Linked DNA regions of Homo sapiens: regions 2, 3 and 4 are each linked to region 1. Evidence: chromatin contacts called from ENCODE Hi-C or POLR2A ChIA-PET data. All regions are on one chromosome and are shown on one strand. Each heading gives the region's core, a stretch centred on a gene start or an enhancer-like site at or near the end of the contact. The rest is flanking DNA. Distances are from core to core; before and after follow the strand shown. Region 1 overlaps GPRC5A (G protein-coupled receptor class C group 5 member A). Region 2 has its middle 31 kb from the start of EMP1. Region 3 overlaps DUSP16 (dual specificity phosphatase 16). Region 4 overlaps LOC107984486 (a long non-coding RNA gene).

Evidence for each region. Hi-C counts contacts between places; a loop is a spot of excess contacts on that map. ChIA-PET counts read pairs that join two places held with the same protein, here RNA polymerase II (POLR2A). Pooled maps may share reads with other maps.
Region 2: a loop to region 1 is called in a pooled map, with 4 times the contacts of the local background. The contact joins two enhancer-like sites. A Hi-C loop is called at or near these places in 6 of 50 pooled maps. POLR2A ChIA-PET finds 5 or more read pairs at or near these places in 3 of 52 experiments (MCF 10A, PC-3 and Panc1).
Region 3: a pooled map shows a loop between it and region 1 (4-fold over the local background). The contact joins two enhancer-like sites. A Hi-C loop is called at or near these places in 3 of 50 pooled maps.
Region 4: a pooled map shows a loop between it and region 1 (8-fold over the local background). The contact joins two enhancer-like sites. A Hi-C loop is called at or near these places in 4 of 50 pooled maps. POLR2A ChIA-PET finds 5 or more read pairs at or near these places in 3 of 52 experiments (H1, OCI-LY7 and activated T-cell).

Annotation. Positions count from the first base shown.
Region 1 is chr12:12,898,184-12,900,883 of GRCh38, reverse strand. All of the region lies in intron 1 of GPRC5A (G protein-coupled receptor class C group 5 member A), which reads right to left. Among named protein-coding and RNA genes, the nearest start is that of GPRC5A, 8.0 kb to the right of the region's middle. Within about 2 kb of position 1,328, at least 12 of the 41 ENCODE cell types and tissues checked have a DNase peak (open chromatin) inside an H3K27ac peak, as active enhancers do; they include PC-3, where a contact is called at or near this core.
Region 2 is chr12:13,164,242-13,166,941 of GRCh38, reverse strand. No RefSeq gene overlaps it. Among named protein-coding and RNA genes, the nearest start is that of EMP1, 31 kb to the left of the region's middle. RefSeq lists enhancers at 1,073-1,367, 497-1,696. Within about 2 kb of position 1,266, at least 15 of the 41 ENCODE cell types and tissues checked have a DNase peak (open chromatin) inside an H3K27ac peak, as active enhancers do; they include PC-3, where a contact is called at or near this core.
Region 3 is chr12:12,505,287-12,507,986 of GRCh38, reverse strand. The region is part of intron 3 of DUSP16 (dual specificity phosphatase 16); the gene reads left to right. Among named protein-coding and RNA genes, the nearest start is that of DUSP16, 56 kb to the left of the region's middle. Within about 2 kb of position 1,251, at least 13 of the 41 ENCODE cell types and tissues checked have a DNase peak (open chromatin) inside an H3K27ac peak, as active enhancers do.
Region 4 is chr12:12,581,723-12,584,422 of GRCh38, reverse strand. All of the region lies in intron 1 of LOC107984486 (a long non-coding RNA gene), which reads left to right. Among named protein-coding and RNA genes, the nearest start is that of DUSP16, 20 kb to the right of the region's middle. RefSeq lists an enhancer at 921-980. Within about 2 kb of position 1,271, at least 8 of the 41 ENCODE cell types and tissues checked have a DNase peak (open chromatin) inside an H3K27ac peak, as active enhancers do.

The sequences.
Region 1 (2,700 bases), core at 79-2,578:
GTTTTTACTCTTGTTGCCCAGGCTGGAGTGCAATGGCATGATCTCAGCTCACTGCAACCACCATCTCCCAGGTTCAAGTGATTCTCCTGCCTCAGCCTCCCGAGTGGCTGGGATTACAGGCATGTGCCACCACACCCGGCTAATTTTGTATTTTTAGTAGAGATGGGGTTTCTCCATGTTGGTCAGGCTGGTCTCGACCTCCCGACCTCAGGCCCGCCTCGGCCTCCCAAAGTGCTGGGATTACAGGCGTGAGCCACTGTGCCCGGCCCCAAAAGAAAGGTTTAGAAAAACCAGTGGGGAAGAGGGAGAGGGAAGGGAAGAATAAGAACAAGAGGAAGAGGGAGGAAAGGAAGAGGAGGGCGAAGTCATTTCTTGGGTCAACTCCAAGCCCTCTGTTCCTCCTCCCCTTTAGGGAGAAGGGGTTTCAGCTGCCAGGCTGTGTGAACAAGTAAGTCACTTGACCTCTCAAAGCCTCCTCTCATCTATAAAATGCAGGACACGCTGCTGAACTACGTGGTCTGAACTCATGTTCAGCTCCACCGTTCACCCACCTGGGGAGCTTCATGTACAAAACTTCCAGATGTCTTTCTTTCTCCCCCTCATCCTCATTCTTGCCCCATCTCCTGTCATTAAAAGAGTATGTGCCACAAACTCCTACCCAAACTAAAAGCCAGGGCTAGAGGTAAGGTTGAAGGGTCTGAAGAAGAGACACAGCAAGGGACTGCCCACCTGAAGGACAAAGCCAGAGGCTCCTGGAGCAGCGCTGACCCTAGACATGGCCTTGACTGACACACAGCACTGACCACTGTGCAGGGAAAAACGTGAACATGTGATGAGTCTCCCGCTTTGGGTTTCTAACCTGAGACTCCTCTTCGCAACCAGAGAGATGGGGAAAGTGTGTAGAGTTGCTTGTGACTAGGCCTGGAAGTTTGCCCATGCTTATTCTACGCAGTCCTTCCCAGAGCATCTGAGAATGAATCATCTGGGGCCCAGAACCTTGCAAAGACAAACTGACTTTGTCTTCCTTCCTATGAGATTTCTCTCATTCTGTCAAAATGTGTCTTCGCGCCAGCCCAGCCCTGAAAATGTGTGACTTTCTAGCATTTTCATTTTTTCTCTATTCTCGAATTGCTACATTCAGTCAGTAGTAATAACAGTCATGATGTAATTATGAGTAAGAATAATGACAGCTACTGTCACCTCCTGAGTCCTATTATGAGTCAGGCACTATGCTGAGTAGTTATGTATTTTTACACATATTCTCTCATTTACATGCTTTTACATCCATTACCTCATTTAACATTCCTACAGCCCATTTTATAGGTGAGAAACCTAACAGAGTGAGGAAGGTACATGTCCAGTGTCACATGGTCAGAAAGAATAGCTCTTTATAAGTAGTCATAATCATAATTCAATCCTCCTTTTCACCTCTAAATCACTGTCATCATCTCTAGAGCTTTTCTCCCTGACCCCAACCTCTCTCCATTTAAACCACCATATATTCAAGCATTGGCTTGCTGAGAAGTCTCCAAAACAAGCAACCCTGGCCGGGGGCAGTAGCTTACGCCTGTAATCCCAGTACTTTGAGAGGCCGAGAGATGGGAGGACCACTCGAGCCCAGGAGTTTGAGACCAACCTGGGCAGCATAGTGAGACCCCCGCTGTACAAAAAGAAATTAAAAATTAGCCGGGTGCTAATTTAGCCAGGATCACACCTGTGATCCCCCTACTCGGAGGGTGAAGCAAGAGGATTGCTTGAGCCCAGGAACTCGAGGCTGCAGTGAACTATGATCATGCCATTGCACTCCAGCCTGGGCAACAGAGTGAGACCCTGTCTCAAAACAAAAAACTAAATAAATAAATATAAAATTGTGGCCACTGCCCTTGGAATGAATAATAATCACACTGACATACAACTAAGAAGTTATGGAATACATTAGGAATGCTGAGGGCACATGGAAAACAGTGACCCATTCTACCTAGTGGGGTTTTAAAATAATTATTTTTAATGTTTAATGCTTTAGGGAAGAAAGCAGGGAGATGAAACATGAAAGATGAACAGGAAATGGTAGGAGATTTTTATGAAGGTAGAAGAGACAGGGCTTTGGGAATGGAAAAGCCCAGGTTAACTCCCAGATTTCTGGCTTAGGCAACTGAGTGGCACCACTGTCAGAGCCTAGAAATACAGGCTTGAAAGGAGAGATGCTAAGTGTAGCTTTGTTGGCTCTTTGATAAATATGCGACCTGCACGTGGAGCTATCCAGGAATAACAAGTCAAAAGACCCAAGTCCTCTTGAGAGTTTCCTCTGAGCCATATATGGTTTCCTTTCTTTTTTCTTTTTTTTTTTCTTTTGAGACAAAGTCTCTCTGTCGCCCAGGCTGGAGTGATGCAATGGCACAATCACAGCTCACGGCAGCTTCGACTTCCTGGGCTCAGGTGATCCTCCTACCTCAGCCTCCTGAATAGCTGGGACAGGTGCGCACCACCACATCTAGCTACTTTTTGTATTTTTTGTAGAGGTGGGGTCTCGCTATGTTGCCCAGGCAGCTCTTCAACTCCTGAGGCTCAGGTGATCTGCCCGCCTCGGCCTCCCAAAGTACTGGGATTACAGGCACAAGCCACTGCTCCTGGCCATATATGGTGTTATTTAATCCTCACAACAACCCTATTATTATGCCTTCCTTTAACAGCTGAGGAAAC
Region 2 (2,700 bases), core at 17-2,516, 270 kb before region 1:
AAATCCTCTGTTACCCCTAGATTCCTATTTCATGGATCCTGCCTCTTATCCGGTTCCCTGGCTCAGAGACACACACTGAGCCATCTCCTGTGACCTACTTGGAAGGGGGACCCGCATCCTGGACTTCTCAAGACTTCACCCAGACCGTAAAGTGGCCCTAAGCCCTTTCCAGCTTGCTTGTTCTTAGGTACCAAATAGATAGTCAGTTTGTGGCACTCATTAAGCTTATGCTGTGGACAGAGCAGTGTAGTGAGGCCTTATGGAGAAAAACAATAGAAATAGAAGTTTTGGTCCCTCAGAGTATGTGAGTGAGTGTCAATGGGCCAACCTGTTAAATGCAAGCCATTATCCTCAGCACTTTCATATACATTCCTTCATTTATCTTCACAGTGACTCCAGGAGTTAGAGCCTCATTTTCTGATTTCCAGAGGAATAATCTGAACCTCTCCGAGATTGAGGAACCTGCCTCAAGTAACGGCTGGTAAGTGACATATCCAGGATTCCTGACTCCGAGGCCACAGCGCTTTTCACAACACCACAGTTGCATTAAAGAGAATCCATCCCACCTGCAAATACAGAGCACTGTGCCCTGAAATAGACTCAAAAGCGTTTTCAAAATAGCACATCAATAAGAACAAACGCATTAGAAAATAAACTCTGAGCCTGTGTGTTCTGGTCTCTTCTGTAGAAAGGAGGGGTTCAACAGTGAAAGATTCCTAAAAGAGGTAAATTTGAAACCTAGTTTGAAAGAACAGAGGCTACAGATAGGCAGAGAAGAGAAAATAAAGTTGGAATTAGCATCTTCTCTTAAGGTTATGTAGACATTCCTGCCATTGTGGAACAAATTTTCCACTCTGTCTACCAAAGTAAGAGGAATTATGCTTAAACATGGCAGGGTGGATTCAGGTTAGCATAAAAGACATTTCTGGTGATGAGGTGGTTAAATACCAAACTATTTCATTAAAGGAAGTGGTGAAATGTAGATTGTTTTTTTCCCCTCAGATGACTTTGGCTTACTCCTGGAGACAGGAGATGAACACAGCAACTCTGCAGACATCAACTGAAAACGGCAATTCTGGGGTTATAAGATAACTTTATTATGCTCATATAAAAAGGGTTCAGGGCAACCTGTATAATAACAAACTATTGCTCATCCCTAGACCCTCCCAAAGAGCCACTGCAAAGTAGTTTCTCACCTTTCCCATACCCTGACAAGCAGGAACCAGAAAGGGCCTGAGTCACCAGGTCACGTGACTGAAAGTGCAGCTGGGGCCTCTGTCTGCACTTGGCATGGCCGCATGAAACCAAAATTGCCTGTGCCCTGCAAGCTGAAGAGCACCAAGCAGTTACAGGTTATGTCAGGAAACCCAGGGCTGCCATCCAACTGCTGGAGCCGTCCCTGTTTGCAATGGAAGAAAAGGGTATTTGCAATTGCTCCTTCCCCACACTGTGGCTGCTGTTCAGGTGTTAGTTTCAGTTAGTTAGTTAGTTAGTTAGTTAGTTAGTTAGTTAGTTAGTTAGTTAGCTAGCTAGCTGGTTGGTTAGGTAGTTAATTGGCTAGTTGGTTAGTTAGGTGGTTAGTTAGCTGGTTGGTTAGTTAGTTAGCTAGTTTTGCAAATAGTATAAGGGCATGCTCCATCCCTAAGAAAATGATGCTTTTTCACAGACCTATTAATGATTGAACTGCCCCTTCAGGAAGGCAGGCCTTGAACCAGAAGTCCCCAAGAAGAAACTCTTCCCTTCCTGCTCTAATGATTTCCATTTTCCTAAGAATCCTGGACTCAGAGACTATTCGAGTTAGTAAGACCTTAGGCATTTATTTCAGTCTCGTTGTTTTCCAGGAAAGGAAGCTCAAGCCTAAAGGGATGAAGTGACTTGCCCAAGGTCACACATCTGGTCAGTGCCCTTCACCTGGGGTGAACCTTCACACATCCAAGGTGAAGACGAAGGAAGTCAGCCGTTTCCCTCTTGTGTTTCAAGCAATGAAGTTTGCTTAAGATTGGTGAATGTAGTCTTAGACATTTCTCCTTCCTCTTCATGCCCCACATACCAACACCACCAAACACATAACAATTGCCTGCTCTGCTTCTCTTTTCATGGGAAGATTTTCAATCTATAGGCACCATCAGTTCCTTCTAGCAGAAATGGAAATGGCTTCCTGACCCACGGACGGAGGTGGCTACCTTTGGCAACTCAGGCGGGATGGCTAATACAGGTGTTTTTCGTCATTCTCATCTCCCAAACCCCAGAGCCCACCTTCTCACCACCAAAGGAGATCAGTCAGATGCAGACCATGTGAGATGGCTGGAAGAGCCCGGGTTTTCAAATCAGCAGCCCTAGATACCATTAACTGCATGGCCTCTCTAGAGGCGCTTAGTGATTGGCATCTCTAAATTGGAGATGAAAATGCCGTGGTGCCATGAGAATGGAATGAGATCATATTTGGGGAAAGCCCTTTGGAAATGGTTATGAGAGGAAATGCCAGGGATTTTCATTACTGGCTTCAGGCTGCCCTAGGCTTGACCATGCAGTCGAGTTCACAGCCCAAAGGAAGGGTGTCTGCAGCTGGGCTGGGCCAGAGGTGGGGCTGGAGATTGGAAATGTGGGTTCCTCCACCTGTGTACATAAGAAAGCGCCTCTTCCAACAGCCCTCAGAGAGGGGCATGGACAGGGCCAGCAGTAGCCCAACTCCCAGAACGC
Region 3 (2,700 bases), core at 2-2,501, 390 kb after region 1:
GATTGTGTTTATGTTACAAAAAGGGAGTTTTGTTTTACAAAAGAATTAAACTACTTGAGAACTACAAAAGAATTTAATGGCTGGGCACGGTGGCTCACGCCTGTAATCCCAGCGCTTTGGGAGGCCAAGGCGGGCTGATCACCTGAGGTTGGGAGTTCGAGACCAGCCTGACCAACATGGAGAAACCCCGTGTTTACTAACAATACAAAATTAGCCGGGCATGATGGCGCATGCCTGTGATCCCAGCTACTCGGGAGGCTGAGGCAGGAGAATTGCTTGAACCCGGGAGGTGGAGGTTGCGGTGAGCGGAGATCGCACCATTGCACTCCAGCCTGGGCAACAAGAGTGAAACTCCATCTCCAAAAAACAACAACAACAAGAATTTAACCGCATAGTTCAAAAACTGTGAAACCATATGAACTATATGCAGATGATTTAAAATACAAAAGTTAAATTTGCATATGACTTTTTAGGAAAATGTCTTCCATAAAGTAGAGCTTTATATCAATATTATTTCTTTGTATAACCATGGAATCCATTCACAATATAGGGTGGGAGGGCAGTTCTCTTTGATTCTGCCTTCCTTGAAGGCGGCTCTGCCAGTTGATAAATCCCTAGTGACTTGCTCCCTATTTAAATGAAGGCATGAGTGGAAAGGCCCTCTGTCTCTCCCTGCAGGAAACCATCTTTAAAGTCATGGAACTGCTAAAAGGAGAGGGATCTATTTTTAGAACTTTGGCCTTAAAAACATTTTAAGAATATCAGTAAGCCACAGTAAAGTGCTACTTTTGTTTATTATGTAAATATACTTTCATTTAAAGAAAATACTGTGATATATAACTGATTGCATGGGTGAGAGGGAAGAGAAAAGAGTGACTAATTGGAATTGTTTAGTAGAGTTGTTATATGTATTTTATTTTACTTGGCAGATTTTTCCCCCCCAAAATGGAATGGTGGTTCACGTTTGCTTTTACAGAAAATCATATTTATAATTGGAATTGTGAAGGAGGTGATCTTAAGGGAAGACGTTTTCATGGCTGAATTAGGAGAAGGTGTTATCTAAATGAGGAATGCCTTAGAAGCTGTACCAGATGTTTTCTGTGTCGGAAGTAGTATCTATGTTTTTATTTGTAAACATGCATTCTTTTGGTTGGATTTATGGAAGACTAACAGAAACATGGGTTTTAGCATTGCGGTCTGGCTGCCTGTGCATCCACAGCTGTAGAGGCCAAGACGCTTCTCTGCCTGCAGGGACTGCCCATCCCTGTTTCTCAGCAGGCTGGAAATAGCTGTGTATTTGTCTTCCTTCCTCTTAGCACAGATACTTCCAGAGTAGGGGGCACAGTCATTCTTAGGTTCAGGTCCATGTTAGGGAAACACATGTGGGTTACTATGACTTTGTTTTCTGCATTCCCAGATGATAAACAGCATAAAATTAGGAATAGGAGAAACTTGGCAAGATTGGACAGTGAGCCAAGTCTTCAGACAACTTTAAAAAATAGGCGCAAATTTTTTCAAGAAGCTTATCAGTTTTTCGGTACTGCTTTTCACAGTAAATAGCGGATAACGGACTGATGTTATGTCTTGTAATGGAATCTAGCTTGGAGTCCCTGGGACAACAAAGTTATGATAAGGGCAGATAAGAGGACGCTTGATTCTTTGTCTCCGTTAGCCATTTGGAGCAGAACGTTTGCATAAATGAACTTTTCTTCTGAAGTGGATCTTGTTTGTAAGAGAACTTACGAAAGGAAGAGGGACATTTTAAGCATGTTTCAAAACTGAGTTGCTGGTGAGGCCACAGTTAGTTTTTAGAGGTCCAAGGGAAATCAGGCAGTGTCTCATCTGTTGTTAATTAATGAAACGAAACTGGAGTCACTAGAGTGCAGCAGTGAATGAAAGGTCAGTGAATGGAAAAAACTGTCAATGAAGGAGGATGTCAGCAGAGTGGAACATTGTCATAGATAAAGATCAGTGAAAATGTGCTCTGGCTGAGGTAGGGTTTTCTGGAAGTGACTGGGAGCCAGTCTGGGACATTTCAAGCCAAACTGAGCACTAAATGAATGTTCTGATTGCAGCTAAATCTGTTAAATATTTTTAAATATTTGTTTGAGTTTGTTCTAGATATCAGTTGAGAAAGATTTGTGAAAAAGAGGCTTCTTTTTGTTTTATAATGTGTTTTACAGTGTAGTGTTGTTTTGTTTGGCTCTTTTGTTTTGAAGCTGAACAATGGTTTCTTTCTCTCCTTTCTGTTCTCTGTCTTAGAACTTTCTAGAGCCACACTTACTTTTGAGGTCCACTGAAATCAAAGTGATCTAGGATCACTGTACCAATTAACGATAGAACTGGACCTCGAACAGCCTGGCTGATGGCTCAGTTTATGATTATTGCAGAATTGCATCTCCTCTGAAAGTTGTTCTGTGGGGGGTGACCTGACAGCCAAGGTCTACTACCAACTTGTAAATGGTGGTCATGAACAAACCAGTGACCATATTTACATTTCAACCAGTTCATCTGTAAACTTTGTTATTGGTGTCATGTGAAATTGCCTTTAAAGAGATTCTCCTTTCTCTGTTCTTGTCGGATCTTCTTCCTTCTCCCTCATTGAAGCCTTTGAGCGATATAGCTTTGGGGAAACAAGGCTCTTCCATCAGTTTGGGAGAGGACCATGGCCTTTTTAGCCTGGTCACAGCTGGGGAGGCC
Region 4 (2,700 bases), core at 22-2,521, 320 kb after region 1:
AAAGCACTTTAACACAGTGCAAGGCACATTGTAAGCTTTAATAGGTGTAAACTATTATAATTATGCAGCAAGAGACCTAGTGTAATCAGCACTTGATATATGTTTGGTAAGTTTGTTTGTGTGAGACAGTGTCTCACTCTGTCACCGACACTGGTGTGCAGTGATCATAGCTCACTTGCAGCCTCGACCTCCCAGGATCAAGCTGTCCTTCCACCTCAGCCTCCCAAGTACTATACTCCCTGGGACTATAGGCGCACACCTTCACACCCCGCTAAATTGTTTTGTATTTTTGTAGAGAAAGGGTCTCACTGTGTTTCTCAGGCTAGTCTTGAATTTTTGGGCTCAAGCGATCCACCCACTTCAGCCTCCCAAAGTGCTGGGATTATAGGCATGAGCCACCGTGCCCAGCCTAAGTATGTTGATGAATTCATCTTATTCAGATGATCTTAACTTCCCATTAATTTTTGCTATGTACATTCTTATGCCACCCTTCCTCCAGACAGGCTGACTGCTTTGGTTTTCCATGAATATATCTTTCACTTTTCTTGCCTTTGATAATGGTTTCCTATTATAATTTATAATTCATCACATGAAATAGTAGGTACTATATCATTTCTAGAATGTCATAATTTCTCTTTCCTGCCAATCCAGATTCTTTCCATTTTTTAAGGTCTCTCCTAAACGTTGGCTTGGTGACACTTTCCCTCATTACTTCTGTACTTATCAGTGTCTCATTTTTCTGAACCAATTACCCTTGGCTTAGCACTTGATGCCATTAATCTGTCAGGTACACTTAGCTGCTGTTTCCTGTATATTCATTTTGTGTCTTCAGCTCAAATGAAAACAGTCCTCAATCCAGCCTTGTTTCAGAACATGCAGTAAATATATAGTGACTATTAAATCTATTAGATCCAACATTCTAGAATAATTTTTCAGGTCTACAGCCTCTTATCAAAAGACTGGCCTATGAGGGTGGGCAGAGGGTTTGGGAATAAGAAGTTCCTGCTGCATTGGACAAGGTCCTTTCGCCTCTGGGCCATGTTGTCAGCGAAGTACTTAAGCACAGGGGCTCCGAAGGTGAGGGGCTGGGAGTAGACCATCAGACCATCCCTGACACAGACAGGAAAGTGTCCCCATTCAAATCTCATTCTTGCTGTGACAGGCTTTGCCTTTAACTAGTTTCTCAAACTTCTTGTACTTTTACACAACATTTGCCCTACTGAGAAACTGGCTTTGCGTGAAACTTCCCATGGCTTGAAGCAAGTCCCCATGACGGTGTTTGCATACCACTGGGGTTTTGTTCCTCCCACACATGCCAATAAAGATGAAGTGGCACTAAGATGACGTGATATGAAGGACATCACTGCAGCCTGCAAAGCAGAGAATGTTTGAACTATGTCAAAGAGTCATACCAGGGTTTCACAATTACAGAAAAGGCCAAGAAAGACTAGTCAAGAATGCAAGGTGAATAACGTTGTCTCTGCTCCAGTTCTCACGGGTGCTGTAGCCCCCACTGAACGCCCATTTCTCTGCACTCCTGTAGTACATATCATCTGGACTACACAATTCAGTCCTGCATTATACAGTGTCCTTCAAAAATTGCTTTGTGTGTTGTGTTCTCCCAGCTAGTTGTAAGTTCCTGAGAATACAGACCACATCTTATACTTCCTTGCTATTGTATATAGAGCCTTGCAATACCATTTAACTCAGTGTTGGGCACAATAAAATTCTCAACAGTAAATGTTGATGGATTTGGTTTTGGAAATGTAAATTTATAAAAAGTGGCCCTGCAAAGGAGAATGAGAAGACTCACTTCCTTTTGAGGGCTGTGGGCCTGGGAGTCCCATCGTCATTTGCAGTGTTGCCAGCAGCAGCAGCCTTCTTTCACAGGACAGGGAGTCAGTACAGCACCAGTAAGACACGTGGTTTCATTGCTTTCCCACTCAGAAGAAGACCACTCAGCACAGTGCCGGAGACCCTGCCCTGATTCCCCTTTCTCCTCCCAACCACAAAGGCCATGCAGGTAGAACTTGAGGGGCATCAGAGATTATCTGACTGAACTCCCTTGTTTTGTAGATGAGGAAACAAGGCAAGAGCAGCTGAGGGTGGTGGAAAGCATATGCATGGGCTTTGGAGTTAGGCAGTACTGGACTCTAATCCCAGTGCTGTTACCCTTTAGCTGTGCGATTGTGGGAGAGTCTGTTAACATCTCAGAGCCTTGATTTCCTCATCTTTAAAGTGTAACAATGGCGACCCACAGGAAATGTTGTAAAAACTCAGGGAAATAATATATGCAAACACAGTGCTTGGCAATAATAGATGCTCAATACCTGTTGGGCTCTCTATTTTCCTTCTCTTGAGTCTCCTGCCCAAAGTCATAAAACAATTTAGTGCTAGCCTCTCCTGTTTTTCAAGCTGTTTTCTTTCAATCAGGTACTAAAGCTAACCTCCTACCCACTAGAAAATTAGGATCAACCATTAACACATTTTTTAATGCTGAAATTTATAACAAAATTTTTAATGCTCACCAGACGTGGTGGCTCATGCCTGTAATCCCAGCACTTTGGGAGGCCAAGGCAGACAGATCACCTGAGGTCGGGAGTTCGAGACCAGCCTGACCAACATGGAGAAACCCTGTCTCTACTACAAATACAAAATTAGCCGGGCGTGGTGGTGCATGCCTGTAATCCCAGCTACTTG